2 separate regions of the Homo sapiens genome follow, and region 1 is linked to region 2. A link is a contact called in ENCODE Hi-C or POLR2A ChIA-PET data. All regions are on one chromosome and are shown on one strand. The core of a region is the stretch at or near the end of the contact, and the rest is flanking DNA. Distances in the headings are between cores, read along the strand shown.

Region 1 (7,888 bases), core at 4,698-7,197, 2.3 Mb after region 2:
GACCAAACCTATGTCATAATTTGTCTCAAATTTAGGGGATTCCTAGGATCTATGGCTTTTATCTAATCATTTGTTATGTGCCTTCCATTTTTATGGGTTTCTGGGTTCTGATTGCCTACTTGCACTCATAGCAGTGCACTGACTCTGCCTTACCTCTAGTTGCTGGGGATCCTACTTTTCCTTCCTGCTGTGATGATTGGCTGTGTGTGTCAATTTGGCTAGGCCATATTATCCTGTTATTTAATCAGACGCTAATCTAGGGTGATGTTGTGATATTTTGTAGATATGGTAACAACTATAATTAATTGACTTTAAAAAAGGAAATTGTCTTCAATAATGTGAGAGCGCGCCTCATCCAATCAGTTGAAGTCCTTACGAGCAAAAACAGGCTTACCAGAGAAAAAATTCACTCCTAAAACAGCAGCATTAGCCTGAGTTGCCGGCCTGCCCGGTCCTACATATTTTGGACATTCCCCACTGCCACAATCAGGTGAGCCTGGGCTTCAGAATTAGAAAAATTAAAAATTAGTGAGGTATTCCCCCAACTTCATGAATTCCACCTATAGGCCTAACCAGCGAAAGCATCAGCATTAGTTGTTGAGCTTAACCTCATTCTTTCAATGTAGGCAAAAGTCCAATGAACTATCCATTGTGCCACAGAGCCTGCTCTTAACCTGGTTCTGACACTCCAATTGCCCTTTCAGATGCTTCTTCCTGGTATTCTCCAAAATGTAACTTGATTCTATACCAGTTTTGTATACCAAGTATATTAGTCCGTTTCCGCAGTGCTATAAAGAACTACCTGAGACTGGGTGATTTATAAAGAAAAGAGCTTCAATTGACTCACAGTTCCACATGGCTGGGGAGGCCTCAGGAAACTTACAATCATGGTGGAAAGCAAAGGAGAAGTAAGAACCTTCTTCACGTGGTGGCGGGAGAAAGAAGAGAATGTGTGCATAGGAGGTACCGTCAAACACTTATAAAACCATCAGATCTCGTGAAAATTCACTATTATGAGAACAGTATGGGGGATACCACCCCCAGAATCCAATCACTTCCCTCCCTCAACATGTGGAGACTACAATTCAAGATGAGATTTGGGTGGGGACACAAAGCCTAACCATATCACCAACATACTACTGACTCTTACTCTGTATCTTTACTAAGTGATTCCTTATGTTCTACACTGCCAGAATTTCACTTCTCTCTTCCTTCATCCTCATCCCTCATCCCTTTTCTCTTTTTTTAATTAAAAAAATTGTGGGTACATAGTGAGTATATCCCTATCCCCTTTCAACCCTGAAAAACACACAAAAAAATCCTAGGTGGGGAAGTCAGGGGGCCTCTGATAAAGGCTTAGCTTGTAAGTGACTGTCTGTGTTACAAATTAAGTGATTCTGGACATTGAATTCTTCATTTTTAAGAATTATCAGAGATTATTAGATTATCTCTAAGTCACTAAATTTTGGATATGATAATAGGGACACATCCTAGTCCTTCAGGTCCTAAGATGAATAAACCTCAAGGAATCTACCTATGTATAATACAAGTAGGTATAGTGAAGATGGTTGGCATTGCCAAGTTGCTAGCCATATTTTTGGCTATAACAATTTCTCTAACTGAACTCTAAACCCCAACCTCTTTTGAGTCTTTCAAGTTCTAGAAACTTATTCCTGGCTGGATGCAGTGGCTCACACCTGTAATCCCAGCACTTTGGGAGGCTGAGGCAGGAGGATCACTTATGTCAGTTTAAGACCCACCAGGGCAACATAGTGAGACCCTGTCTCTACAAAAAATGAAAAATAAAAAATTATCCAGGAGTTATGGTGCATGCCTGTAGTCCTAGCTACTCGGGAGGCTGAGGTGGGAGAATATGGGGAGGATTGCTTGAGCCCAGGAGTTTGGGGCTGTAGTGAGCTATGATGGCACCACTGCATTCCAGCATGAGCAGCAGAGTAAGACCATCATCTCAAAAAAGAAAGAAAAAAAGAAAGAAAGAAACTTAACAGTTCACCTGATCAATAGACACAAGCCAAAACCACACCTTCCATGCAAGTTAGACTTTGGAATAGACTGCCTGTGTCACTTAAATCTGAACCTACACTTTCTAAGTTAACTGGACCTTGAAAGTTTGCCTATTCTTTTCTTCTTTAACTTTAGAACAATCTGTACCTTCTCTTCTTTTCTTCTTCAACTTCAGAACAACCTGTACCTTCTTGGTTCTGAAACTTTACTCTGAACATTAAAATGTTCAGAGTAATTTGTAAGTAAGTTAATGGCTTAGAACGCTTGCATTCTGAGAGGCAGCTACCATTACATCACCCATCAATGTAAACCGTAAACATTCCTCATGTTACAGAAGGTCTCAGTGTCCACAGAATTCTGGCAACAAATGGGTTGTTGTTGTCTCAGAAAAGCCCTAGGGGCCTGCCAACATCAACTTCTTTGTCTCAGGAACCTGCCCTTCCTGGTTCCAGTGCTAGATCTTGGGTGATAGGTGGACAAGCTAGACTGGGAGAGCCCAGAGAAACTAATCGCACTGAGGAGGGTGGTAGAGGTGAGGCGGATGCTAGGCTCAGGTCCAACAGCAAAAGGAAGAAGGAGTCCACAAAGGAAGGGAGACCTCACATAATAACATAATGCCAGAGATAGATGGGCAGGTGACTAACTTCAGGGAGGGCCAGTCATGAGGAAAAAGCAGAAAAACCTACAAGGAGATTGACAAGCACACAAAGCAATCAGAAAGCTAACCAGGTAGGCAGTTGGTATAGGAAGGACAGAAGCTAATCCTCAGCAAGTGGAGATCCAACACTGAAGCTGAATTGAGAACTGGCTGTCTTGGTGAGACTGATGTCAGCAGTGCCAAACCAGGTCTGAGAGGCAATGGTACACACCAGGAGACAAAGCAGACACCCAGCATGGAATAGAGAGCCCAGCTCTAGTCCTCCAAACAATGACTATGGCAAAGTAGAATCAATGGTCACAGTTTGATACCGCTGTTTGCCAGTACCTATGTGTGTGAAAAGATATTTTCTGACTAAATAAGTAAAAATCTCATTACTGATCAGCACAATGAACATCTATAATCAATTTGGAGATGAGAAACCTGATGTGATGACTCCTGTGGTGTAGCAATTGTTTTCTACTGAACGATCAGCATTCCTAAGGTTGTCTCTGGTTCATGGAAGACTGTTTCTCTTACTTTGTCTCAAGTACAGAAATATTCCCTAGTAGTGTTAGATTTCTAGGAGCCCTTTCTTGTTCATTTTGAAACTCAGAAATCTTTGGATTTCCAAACATTTTCCAGGTTTTCATAGGCTCTTCTCATTTTTAGTGTACTCATGAGGGCCTCATTTATGACTCAAATTCTAGAGATGTCTCCAGAAGAGACATTATAAAACAACCATGCTGCCTGGGCTCTCCGAGGTAGAGCTCAGTGTCACAGTGCTCCCACGGTGCCCATCCATGAAGCAGAAGGTACAGGCCACGTACTGTTTACATCTCTGAAACCTGGCATGAACCAAGTTATTTCCCCAAACCTTTAAACTCCTCTCTGCCGTGTCAACTCCGTGGTGGCAGGAACTAGGTCAGTTTGAGCTTACAGTCTTGTTCTAGTGTCTAGCACAGTGGCCAACACCTAGAAGACATTCAATGAACACTTGCTGAATAAATTTTGTAACGGTTTCAGAAATAACATTAGAAGTATAAGCTACCACATACATAAATGTCCAGTGAACCCAACTGTTATAAATTATAATAACTTTACTAGGTATAACTTTGTAGGTGTTCCAAATCTTTCTCTACATCCAGCATTCCAGAAATAGCTATTACCTCAGAGGAAGTCTTGTCCATAAAATAAAGGCACTTCAGATGTTTTTATTCTACCCAAAGTAATGAATAATGACTGAGCACCACCAAGTACCAGACTTTATGCCAGGTGTTAGGAAATGCAGGCATGTTTAATTTCTGTATCTACTCTAAAGAGCTTTAGTCTAGTTGAAGAAGTAGACATTTTAAACCATAATATAGTGTAATCTGTGCAATACTAGTAGTGCTAATAAAGTGCCAGGAGGAAAGAGGAAGAAATACAAATTTTTCTACAGAAAGGGATTTAGAAAGATATCTACGTGAGTTTGCTCAGACTGCTGTGAATAGCATACTATAAACTGGGGTGATTCGAGTCTCAGCAAACTGAACGCTGAGAACTCAGGCTTCTTGTTCCTTTTGGCTGCAAGAAGGTTGGCAGCCAGTCAGAACTTTACCCACTTGTAAGAGATCAGGCTTCTTGTTCCTTTTGGCTGCAAGAAGGTTGGCAGCCAGTCAGAACTTTACCCACTTGTAAGAGATTAGATGTATCTTCCTTGGTGATTCAGACCAGCCTAAGGGGAAAGACCTGATGATACCAACTTTGGGGATTCTCCAAGAAACAATGTCCCCAGAACACACTATAAAGATGCTCAAAGTTGATAAGCCCTGCCCAGCTGCTCAGAGTTTCCAGTTGGCTCTTTAGTCCCCCACTCTAAATCCTGATAGGACAAGGATGGAACAAGAAGCCTGAATTCTCAGCTTTCAGTTTGCTCAGACTCAAATTACCCCCCAGTTTATAGTATGCTGTTCACAGCAATCTAAGCAAACTCCCCTAGGTATCTTTCTAAATTCCTTTCTGTAGAAAAATTTGTATTTCCTCCTTTTCTCCCTGGCACTTTATTAGCATCACTAGTATTGCACATATCACACTCTATTATGGTTTAAAATGTCTATGTCTTCAACTAAGCTAAAGCTCTTTAGAGTAGATACATGGGCCCTAACCTGACTGATGTCCTTCTAGGAAGAGAAAATTACGACACAGACATGTACAAAGGGAAGACCATGTGAAGACACAAGGAGAAGAAGGTCATCTACAAGCCAAGGACAGAGGCCTCTATAGAAACTAACCCTATCAACCTCAACCTCAGACTTCCAGCCTCCAGAATTACAAGAAAAGAAATTTCTGTTGTTTAAGCCACCCAGTCTGTGGTATTTTGTTATGGCAACCCTAGCAAACAATACCCTAAGCCTAACTTTTCAAGTTTTTCTCCAGCAGGAAATCTGAATTATTTCTTTTCAGCTTTTAGTAGCTATTGTGTGGACAACATGGTTGCATGTGCATATTAAAGTTGTTAGAAAACTAAATTTATGCCAGGTCAGACACTTGTATAACAAAACCATGAATGGGGAGTCATCAGCTCATCACTTAGCAGCTACAAAGGAGTAGTTCATGCTTAGCAGTTTGTGGCATTTCACAACCGTCAAAGAAGTGAAAGGCCTTTGGATGTCTATGACTCTCATCAACAATTTTCTTTATGAGGCAAAGAAAGCTGATCATTCAAGACATAACAGATGTTTTAGGGGTTGGTGATGATGGTGGCATATGAAGAAAAACACATACTCTCAACAATATAATAGCAAATAGAATCTAGCAATATATTAAAAAGGATAATATATTATGACCAAGTAGCATTTATACCATAGAAGCAAAATTGGTTTGGCATTCAAAAGTCAATCAATTACATTTGCACTGAGGTTATCATAGCTGAGAAGACACCGTCTCTGTGGCTTCAGCTCCTGGCTGCAGGCCGCTGATGGAGGTCCAGAAGGTCAGCTGCTCACAGACATCAACTTGGTGTCGGCTGCGGCTCCAGCATTTTCCGCAGGCTGCAGCTTCTGGGTTCCAAACTTTTCATTTCTCAGTCTGCAAGCGGGTTAGCCCCGAACAGGAAGCAACTCCTTCTCCAGCCGGGAGGTGGCGGCCTGCGGTCGACGATGCCTCCGGGGTCCTTGGGCTCAAGGTTCCGTTTGGGGGCGCTCTCGTCCGGCTTGCGGGCCGCCCTTCTCCACAGACGGAACCTTCTGGTGGCGCCGCTGGTTTCTGCGGGGTTTGCAAACGGCGCGTACCGGGCCCTTCCCGTCTTCCGTACAGGTTCCTGCTGTTGGCTGGGCTCGGGAGGGAACGCTCCAGGTAAAGCGCTGGGGGAGGAAGCGACGCCGAGGAGCTACGGTTTCCTCCAGAGGTCTCCGCCCCTCTGCCCCTATATTCCCAGAGCTCGAGTCTGATCCGGGCCTTGCCGGGCACCCTGGAAAGGCGGGGGTGATAGTACAGATGGAGACGCAACTGCAGAGCATTTTCGAAGAGGTGGTGGTGAGTGCAGCTGCCGGCCATCCAGGACTACGGCTTGGGGACGGGGAGACGCGGGGGCAGCCGACCAAGGAAACTGGCCTGGGCAACCTCCTCTCACGCCTCCCTTTTTATTCCCTTGTTTTGACACCGAGGTTGTATGCGGGGAAGTTTAGTGATTCTCAAACTGCTGTCAAGTTCATTGTATCCTTTGAAATCGATACAGTGACAGGCCAGACAGGTATTGATAGTTTCAGAGCTGATTAAGGTGACTTGCCCTGTGTTACATTGTAATACTTGGCTAAGGGAGGCGCCTTTTTAAAATTAACATTGTTTACATTTTGTTTTTTTTTTTTTTACAGAAAACGGAAGTTATAGAAGAGGCTTTTCCTGGGTGAGTGTATGCGTGGCAGAGTTTTGTGTTTTTATGTGATTGTGTCTGTCAGATTTTACTTAGTTTCGTGTTGGAAGGTTATAAGATCCACTATTCTGATTGTGTGTAATTACCTTTTTAAAACGAATGACAAATAATGTAATTTTTATTTTTTTAGCATGTTTATGGATACTCCTGAAGATGAGAAAACAAAACTAATTAGCTGTTTGGGGGCCTTCAGACAGTTTTGGGGTGGTCTTTCTCAGGTGAGCGCTTCATTTTTAATACATTCAGCTGATGATTTTTGGCCTCTTCTTTTTTTTTTTTTTTTTCTTTTAACATTTACTTTCATGCTGCTCTTAAGATCTTCCTGAGAAGGGAGAAATAAAATTGTTATCATTTTTTATTCTGGCTTCCATTTGTTTTAATTTGTATATTTCAGTGGAAAACCTGTGTTGAGAAGTCAAGTTGATACTGCACAGTGTGAGATGTTTAAAAAAAAAAACCTCCCCTATGTTAGATTAATTGAGATCATTTTCATCCTATTCGGATTTATTTGGTACACTTGAAAACAGATATGTTAAGCTTTACTTGTCAAGGATACAAATTCCATTTTTCTGCTAAATAAAGGAATTGGCACAGCATTGATACAAAGATGCTACAATAGGAATACCAAGATTCTATAATAAGGATAGGAAAATATTATAGTAAAAATGAGGAGACAAACTGTAAAAGTAACAAAGAACAGCTACCAGAAAATGTATCCGTGAAAAAGACAAAAATGTGTCATCCTCGAAGAGCTCACATTGCAGTAGTGCCTTACCTTCTCATGGTACACTATAGGTAGGGAAATGAGAACTGTTTGCGTGTCAGCCACTGGTGATAAGATTTGCCACTCAGACATGGATCATATAATGCCAATACAGTCATGTTTTAACCTTTTTGTTTAGTTGTTTTCTAATAGGTAATACATTTATATGGTTCAAAATGCACAGGTATAAAAGGGTGGATCCAATAACTAGTCTCTTTCTCTTCTCTTACCTGTTATTTTTTCTGTCTGTAGCCAATATCCTCAGGTTATGTTTTCTTCTAGAAGTATTTTATGCATATAGAAACACTTTTATAGCATGATCATATACCATGTACACTGTTCATTAATTAGCACTTTTTTTCTCCTAATAATAATCTACAGGTAATTCCCTATCAGTCCAAGCGTTACTTGTTCCTTCCTTTCTTACTTTTTTTTTTAAATAGCAGCATAATATTCCATTGTATGGCTGTACCTTCCTCCTTTTAACCAATCTTCTACTGTCTTCTAAGTTTCTTCTTACTTTTTCTAATTTAACCAATGCTGTGATGAA
Region 2 (7,789 bases), core at 2,345-4,844:
TCCACCATTATCTTTATTGTTTGAATTGGTTAGAAGCTGTAATCATGCTTGAGAAAGTGTCACTGCTTGTAATTTGCATGCCCACAGCCAGAATACAAAGTTGAAATTTTAGGCATCAAGAATCAGATTTCAAAAAGGTTTCCTTCATCCACTAGCTAAGCTCTTGAAGTGAAATAAACAAACATGTATCTCCTTCTATTAACAACGTAATCTTCAAAATACACACACAGGGCAGGGACATACAATATGATGATGGCTACTCATACTCCTGATCCTCAAGAAACTTCTAGTTTAGCAGGCATGATGAAGTCCATTCACCAATAGTGACAGTACCAGGCAGTATGTAATAAAGAATTTAAAATTCATATTTGTGTCTGTCATGTTTTATTACACACATGTCATTTCTCTGCTACCTACAAGTGCACAAAAAGCACCTGAAGGGAAATACCTCTCTCATCCAGCTTTGCACACCTGACACGGCACCAGACATACAGAAGGCACAACAAAATGGATTTAAGTTTCAGGGAATCTTTATTAGTTCGAATGTCACAATACAGCTAAAATTTGAAAACACCAGAGATTTTAACTCAGAGACAATGTGGAAACATTCTACTATAAATTCTTCTAAAAATCAACTGCAACGTTCATATTTTATAGCAATAATTTCATCACATGGTCTATGATGAAACAGAAGGAAATCAATCACCTAGGTTATTACTGGTATCCTTCATCTAAAAACAGTCCTCATGTTCACTCAACTAGATTATACAGTATTTTCTGATTTTTTTAAATAATGTGCCATGTCCATGAGAAGAAATAACTCTCTCCAAAAACATTCAGCTATATGTTTCATAAATATTTGTTCTACTTCATAGCAAATTCTGCATTTTATATGTGTTCATCCACACAAATGCTGATGTGACAATTTTCTATGTTAAGAATAACTTGGGGAAATTACTATAAGTAGTTCCCTCAAATTTGGCAGAATATAATTTCAGTCAAGATTGATTTTAAGAATAATTTTTTTAGAATAAGAATCATGAAAATCTAAGGTTCAATTTAAAACACAGAACAGGCTCTACAATACTTTTTTAAAAAGTGACCGTCTACAATTACAGTATTACCATTTGGACTTCTAACGTCTTTCATTCTGCTAAGTTCAAAAATTTTAATATACCTTATTTTAATAGAAGCTCTTGAGTTTCAGCAGAGGCTCTTAACCTGTTGTATTCACAACCAACAGTTACTCAGAATGAATACAGAACATCTAACATGACCACTCCAATTTTCCAAATAAAGAGGAGGGTACAGAAGGAAAATGCAACAGATAAAATCACATTAATGAAATGCACATGCAGGCGAAGGACACATGTTGAAAATGCTGTAAGAAACGGAAATGATACAGCATAAAAAATCATTTTTGATTGGGACATGATTAAGAAAAGACAGTAACTAAACTACCACCAAAGTTGGGAGTATTGGGGCGGAGGAGAGCAGGGAAAGCAGACACTGCATTGTTAATAAAGGTGGAAGCTAGGGCTTGACCCTCACTCAAACAATGAAGAGACAGACAACGGCAAACTAGATCTGGGTCAAGTGAGTCTGATGGCAGCCCTGAGGTTGAGGGACACTTCGTCAAGTCTCATATGCACAAAGATAACCCCAGGACTCAACATCCACAGCCTCAAGTATGGCTATCCCAGTATATCCTTCACAGAACTGCTACAAAGATTAAGCAACAGTCTTTGATTCATTAATCTATCTTTTTCTTCTTAATGTCTTAAAATGCAACTTAAGTTTCCCAATGTTCACACTTTGCATCCTGTCCACTTCTTTACACATGAATGAAATTCCTTTAACAGACACTGGACCTCAATTCCATATTAAAAGCTTAAGATGAAAACGCCTGAGTTGAAGCTATATTCTGGCTAGCCCTCATTCAGGAACAAGCCAGCCCAATCAAGGGCACATAGTAATAGGTCACTAGAGTTTCTGATACTGATTTTGAGGGCAGAGGGTACGTAAAGAGGAGGCTGGGGAAAGGATGACACCTTTTTGCTTAGGAGAAGTCAGGTTTAACAAAAGGGGTGGGGAACAAACAGAAGCTGTGGTTGACCTAATTGCTCCTATGATTTATCAATTTTATTTTCATCTTTAATCTTCAACTTTACATAAAGAACTTTGTATGTATATGTGGCCTTTTCATTGTGCTACAGGAAAACCTCATTTACTCACCCAAAATGATTTTGTAAAGTATAAAACCATTAAGCAGCTTGTGATGTAAGACTAAAGAGGTAACATAAACTGATATTTCACTGGGCATACCAAACTGTGAATAATCCTTTCAACCAGATAGTGCTAACAGTCACTTCTCAATAGGAAGGAACTGCCATTTTCTCAAAGAGACTGCGAAATTATGCCAGGATGGCTGAACCTTCTTATGTCTCTTTTTATATTTTCCCAGAGAATCCACATTGCTTACACACACACACGCAAACCTGCTCCCTTTTCTTAAGTCACAGTTTTAAGGCACTGTTCTAAACCCTAAATACAGAAGCTCATGCACTTACTGCCAGTGTCGCTTTGGAACTGCAGGTGACAGATGCAGTCAGAGAGCTCACAGATGTGGATTGACTGCAGTTTGAGTCTTATTGCAATGAGCACATTGACAGAGCCTGCAGATGCACATCTCGGCAGGAGAGATTTTCTTTTTAAGCCCTCATGCCCTATTAGATTTACTTTTAGGGCTTTTATTGGCTATTTTTATCACTTATCCCGACTCTCATCCCTGCTTAGCCCTACCCACAATTCATTTTCTCTTCTTCAGTTCTAGATCCTTCTCCATCAATCCTAATTTTGGTCAAAAATAATAATAAAATAAAGCGAGGCTGCCGGCATTGCCAGAATCAGAAACCGACGAAGCCGCTTTTTGGGAGCTATTAGAGAAGCCGCTGTAAGTTTTCTGAGAAGCAACGGACCCCTAGCATCTTTGCACGGTCCCTCTTCCCCTGGGTGATGGCTCCGAGACAGATGAGGAATCTCTTTTCCCCGTCTTTCCCAGTGGTGGCTTAAACGAAAGATAACCCTTCTTTTCTTATCCTACACCAGGCTCGGTAACGCTCCCAGGTACGGACGCCCCACCCCCAACCCGTTATCCCTAAAGAGATCCCCAAATATCGCCCGGTCCTCTTCAGAACTGAGCCCTCCCTCGGCCACCGGACCGGTTTCCCCCACCTCAGCGGCTGCCCTCCAGTCGCCCGCCCCCACACATCCCACCCCAAGTCTGGCCCGGGCTCCGCACATGCCCACCCCGCGCCCAGACGCCCCGCACCCGGTGCTCAGGCCGCTCAGCCGCCCGCGCTCCCTGTGCCCAGGGTCGCCTAGGGGGTTACCGTGGGAAGAGGGAGCGGTGGCTGAGGACGCGGCGGCAGCGCTGCTGCCGGTTGCGTCGGATGCGAAGGAGAAGCTGGAGGACAAGGATGAGGATGAGACGGGCGCGCTCCCCAGTCTCCATGGAACTCCCGCCCCGGCCCGTTGCTAGGAGCCCCCGAGGCTCGGACTCCGTCTTCCTTGCTTTGTTGTTCCGGGTGCGAGGCGGCCGCAGCTTCCCCGCGACAATAAATAGACTAGACGCTGGGGAGCATAGAGACAGTGCGCGAGGGCTAGAGCGCCGCCGGACAGGGCGCTCCTGGGTGCCTCGCTAGCCACTCATTTCCGGCTCTCACTGCTCCCGTCACTTTCCCCGTCCCCCGCCCCCACCCTTCCTTCCTCCTTCCTGGTCCCCAAATCAGGCCCCTCCTGCCCACCCGCTGGGCTCGGTGGGAGGTAAGAGGTGGGATGGGGGCGGCGCTAATGGGCATCGGACTAGACTTTTTTGTTTAAGAACCGCTTGAAAGGGTTCTGAAAACACCGTGTATCCTTTGTATATTTTTAGTTGATATCTAAACGTGTAGTAATTTCTGGCATACAGTCGAATATTTAGGTGGACTTTTTTGTCAAAACCGTAGAACTTTCTCATCAGCTCATTAAATTTATACAAAAGGTCCTCCCCACCCCCCATTATATAATTGCTAAAGCTAGTCCTTACCGTCCAGACGAGACTTGTTTTCTGCCTGAAAAAAGTCCTTCGCTTTTTCAGTCAAAATGAACCCGTTAATTTATGATGTCGCGATAAATTCCCCTAGTGAGATTCCTCACTAGGCGAATTGGAATCCTGGTCTTAGAGCGACCGGGGATGACAGATGACAGACGGAGGGAAGGAAGTGGGGAGAGATGGAGACACAAGGTGTGGCGAGACGGAGGGATAACGCAGGACCGTATGCCACTTCTGTCGCCTGTCCCACATTCCTTACTCTACGTGGGTTTGCGGTCGGGACTGTCCCTCGGGAACCGAGAGGCGGATCCAGGAAGGATGGGAGTGGGAGAGGGCGGATGCTGGCGAGGACTCAGGCAGCCCGGGATAGGAGGACCTCTAGGAACGGAGACCCTCCGCGGCTCTGCGCCCAAGTAGCCCTGCAGGGGCCGGGGGACCCCGGGGGCGCACAATGGCCCGTTTGAACCGTCGCCCTGGGGCCCGAGTGCGTCCTCGGGGTCCCTCGGGAGTGGCCTGAGAGGCGCTGCCCGCGGGAGCGAAAATCGCGTAACGGCCCTGAGGGCGCCACGCCACGCCACGCCACGCCACGCCGCGCGGAAGCCCCCGGCTCCCGGCCCCACGTTTCCCACTCTCAGGCCGGCATCGGCCTTTCCACCAGAGCTCGGCTGCAGTCAGAAGCCCCTGGCGTTAGTTGAGGTCAATGGCAGCCCTGATTTAATTATTAAAAGACCACGCCGAGCCGGGTTCATGGGTACCTGGCCTCTGATTGGTGGGAATCAGATGAAAAAAATGAAAATGCCACTGCCTTTTTAAAAGAGAAGACGTGGGCTGAATTCTTGGGGTTTTGACAGTAGGCAACCATTTAGGTATTTTATTATTTACGAGATCTCCAAGGATGCCTCTTGATTTTTTGCTTTCCCCTCTGAGTGTTCAGAAACATATTCGAGCATTTGAAAGCTCCGTAGAATGATGGAGTTTGTTTTCATTTCTGTACTAATTTATTTTTCAAGGGATAGTGATTATAGTTGGGTCAGGTTTAATAAAGAAAGTGAACAAGAAGCTGGGTTAGAAAGTAATGTCTGTGTGGTGGTGGGGAGAGGACTTTTAGGAGGTAACATCTCAGCCAATTTCTAAAAGGGATGGGAGTGGGAAGAATGTATGTAGAGTGTTCCAGTCAGAGGGAACAAGATATGCTGAGTACTTGCTGTGCTGGGGTATTAGTGTGGCTAGGGCATCAGGAAACAGTGCAAAGGAAGAATGACAGTCATTGAAATTGGAGGGAAATTAAGGTCTTGAACTTTCAGTGCCTTGTAGACCATAGAAGGAGTTTGGACTTTCTTCCAAGTGCTAGGGAAAGTGGAGTTTTAGCCTGGAAAATAACATGATTTGCCAAGGAAACGGCAGGGGAGACTCTCTATTCCAGTGGCTACTGCCACTCCTGAAAAGTCAACGTTACAGCAATGGCGACAAGTTCTAAGGTCCTTACGAGGCATTCTCCTTCAAGGGGACCAGCCAAATACCTAGAAGCAGGAATGTCAATTACTTTAGACTCCCTTTTGTCATGGATCAGCCAATAGTTTGCTTCCCTACATTAGTTCCACATTCTGGAATGGGATTTGGTTTTGCTGCAAGCACTATTCCCTATTAATTATAGACCTATTATACTATTCCGGTGATGGTTAACACTAAAAGCCCAGATTTCAACCACTATGCAACATATCAATGCATCAAAACTGTACTTGTACTTCCAAATTTATACAAAATAATAATAATAATAATAGACCTATCACATTATCCCATACACCATTCCTCTAACCAAAGGCCATGGGCTTCACTGCTCTTATAATGTGACCCATTATTCAGGTGCCAGCTAGGAGACAATGCATTGTAAAGTTAGAATATGCAGTATATGTTCTCATCCAAGACTATTGATCAGTACAGAAATTGATAACCTAGAAATAGGAATTGTGATTGCTGACCCTTGTATTAGGGTTTTCTAGAAGGACAGAACTAATAGGATATATATGTCTATCCTATTAGGATAGACATATATATCCTGTTATGTATGTATATAACTACTACTTAATAAAATATATATATGGGAGTTTATTAAGTAGTAGTTAACTCACATGATCACAAGGTCCCACAATAGGCTGTCTGCAAGCTGAGGAGCAAGGAAGCCAGTCTGAGACCCAAAGCTGAAGAACTTGGAGTTCGATGTTCAAGGAAGCATCCAGCATGGGAGAAAGATGTAGGCTGGGAGATGTAGACTGTAAGACAGTCTAGCCTTTTCAGGTTTTTCTGCCTGCTTTTTATATCCTGGCCATACTGGCAGCTGATTAGATGGTGCCCACTCAAATTAAAGGTGGGTCTACCTTTCCCATCCCACTGATTCAAATGTTAATCTCCTTTGGCAACACCCTCACAGACACATCCGGAATCAATACTTTGCATCCTTCAATCCAATCAAGTTGACACTCAGTATTAACCATCACAACCCTAAAATGTAGAACTGGCCTAGTAAAGGAAGTGGGGACAGTGAGGAGTCATCCATCCCAGGCTTGGAAAGTAGCAAGTTTTATTGGTTTTATCAGTGCTACTAAAAATGTGATGTACAGACCAAAGCCAGTCTGCAAGCTCTACTAGTCAACAATGAAAGAGATATGGAAAGTGAGAGGAGGATTTGGAAACGTTTAATAATTTGACATCACAGGGCTATCTAAGCATGCAGTTTTGTATTTATGAAAATATTTGTCTGCAATGGGCTGGTAATTAAAAATAATCCAAAAATTGATTCTTCACCCTAGAGACTTTGAAAAACACTGGTAGATTATTTGTTATGTCCAGTAAGGCTCTAACTTTAGGGAAATTGGCAAAAACAAAACAAAACAAACAAACAAACGGGCTATTGGAATATGTTGGCTACTTCTTGCTTCAGTGCCATGAGAGAGACAAACTAGCTCAGCATGGCCTTTCTGAAAGAAACCAGCAATAGTGAGATGTAAATTACAAAGCATTGTTGAGGAGCTCTTTTTCTAGTGGTTTAGTTATCCTGTATTCCTAAGGATCAGATAATATCTACTCTGCCAAGTGAAATAACGAAAATTTCTGCCGTCTATAAGTTAATACACTAAGTAGGAATTAGCAATGGAGTCATGGATGCTTCATTCCTCAGAACTCTTCCCAAATATCTTCTGCTATGCTTCCTTATCAATGGAAAAAGGTAAGTCCTCCCATTATACCAGTTGAGTGGTATACAACTTAAGGGCTGGCATCCAATACGATAACCTAGCTTCATAATCCCAGCCTGTTCTCTTCCTCACCCTTGGAGAGCCTATGACAAAAGCCATTGAACTAAGATATCCAGGGAGATTTCATGGAGCTGCCAGGCTAGTTTTCAAGAGATCAAAACAGGAAGGGTAGTGTCCATATTTGAACCTGAAGTCTTAGTGAGATTTCTGATAACAAGCTAATGGATTTCGCCAAATGACACTGACTGGCAGCCAAGTCAAGTTTTAAGGTATCGCTAGAAATTCCTCCTCAGCCTGGCAAAAGGTACCTACTGTTGTGCTGTCTTAAAGGCAACGTCCCAGTCTCCATTCCTGATAGAAAGATGGCTACCTAATGGCTGCCAGGATTCCTTTCACTACATCTCTGAGGCAGGATCTTTGAGAAGGAAAATCTTGACACGTTGCT

The links. Hi-C counts contacts between places; a loop is a spot of excess contacts on that map. ChIA-PET counts read pairs that join two places held with the same protein, here RNA polymerase II (POLR2A). Pooled maps may share reads with other maps.
Region 1: a loop to region 2 is called in a map of B cell, with 23 times the contacts of the local background. The contact joins the promoter of MED23 here to the promoter of TBPL1 in region 2. A Hi-C loop is called at or near these places in 2 of 168 maps with a recorded cell type or tissue (B cell and naive thymus-derived CD4-positive, alpha-beta T cell), 5 of 37 single-sample maps with no recorded cell type and 16 of 50 pooled maps. POLR2A ChIA-PET finds 5 or more read pairs at or near these places in 1 of 52 experiments (activated B cell).

Annotation. Positions count from the first base shown.
Region 1 is chr6:131,626,301-131,634,188 of GRCh38, reverse strand. MED23 (mediator complex subunit 23) reads left to right here and starts at 5,947. Exons shown (of 29, transcript NM_004830.4): 1 at 5,947-6,178; 2 at 6,517-6,548; 3 at 6,706-6,793. The coding sequence starts at 6,140. RefSeq lists enhancers at 5,958-6,127, 6,258-6,307.
Region 2 is chr6:133,949,029-133,956,817 of GRCh38, reverse strand. It overlaps TBPL1 (TATA-box binding protein like 1), which reads right to left and starts at 3,594. Exons shown (of 7, transcript NM_004865.4): 1 at 3,393-3,594. It overlaps LOC128092253 (umcharacterized LOC128092253), which reads right to left and starts at 3,514. Exons shown (of 2, transcript NM_001414965.1): 1 at 3,393-3,514. The coding sequence starts at 3,514. RefSeq lists a silencer at 4,487-4,596.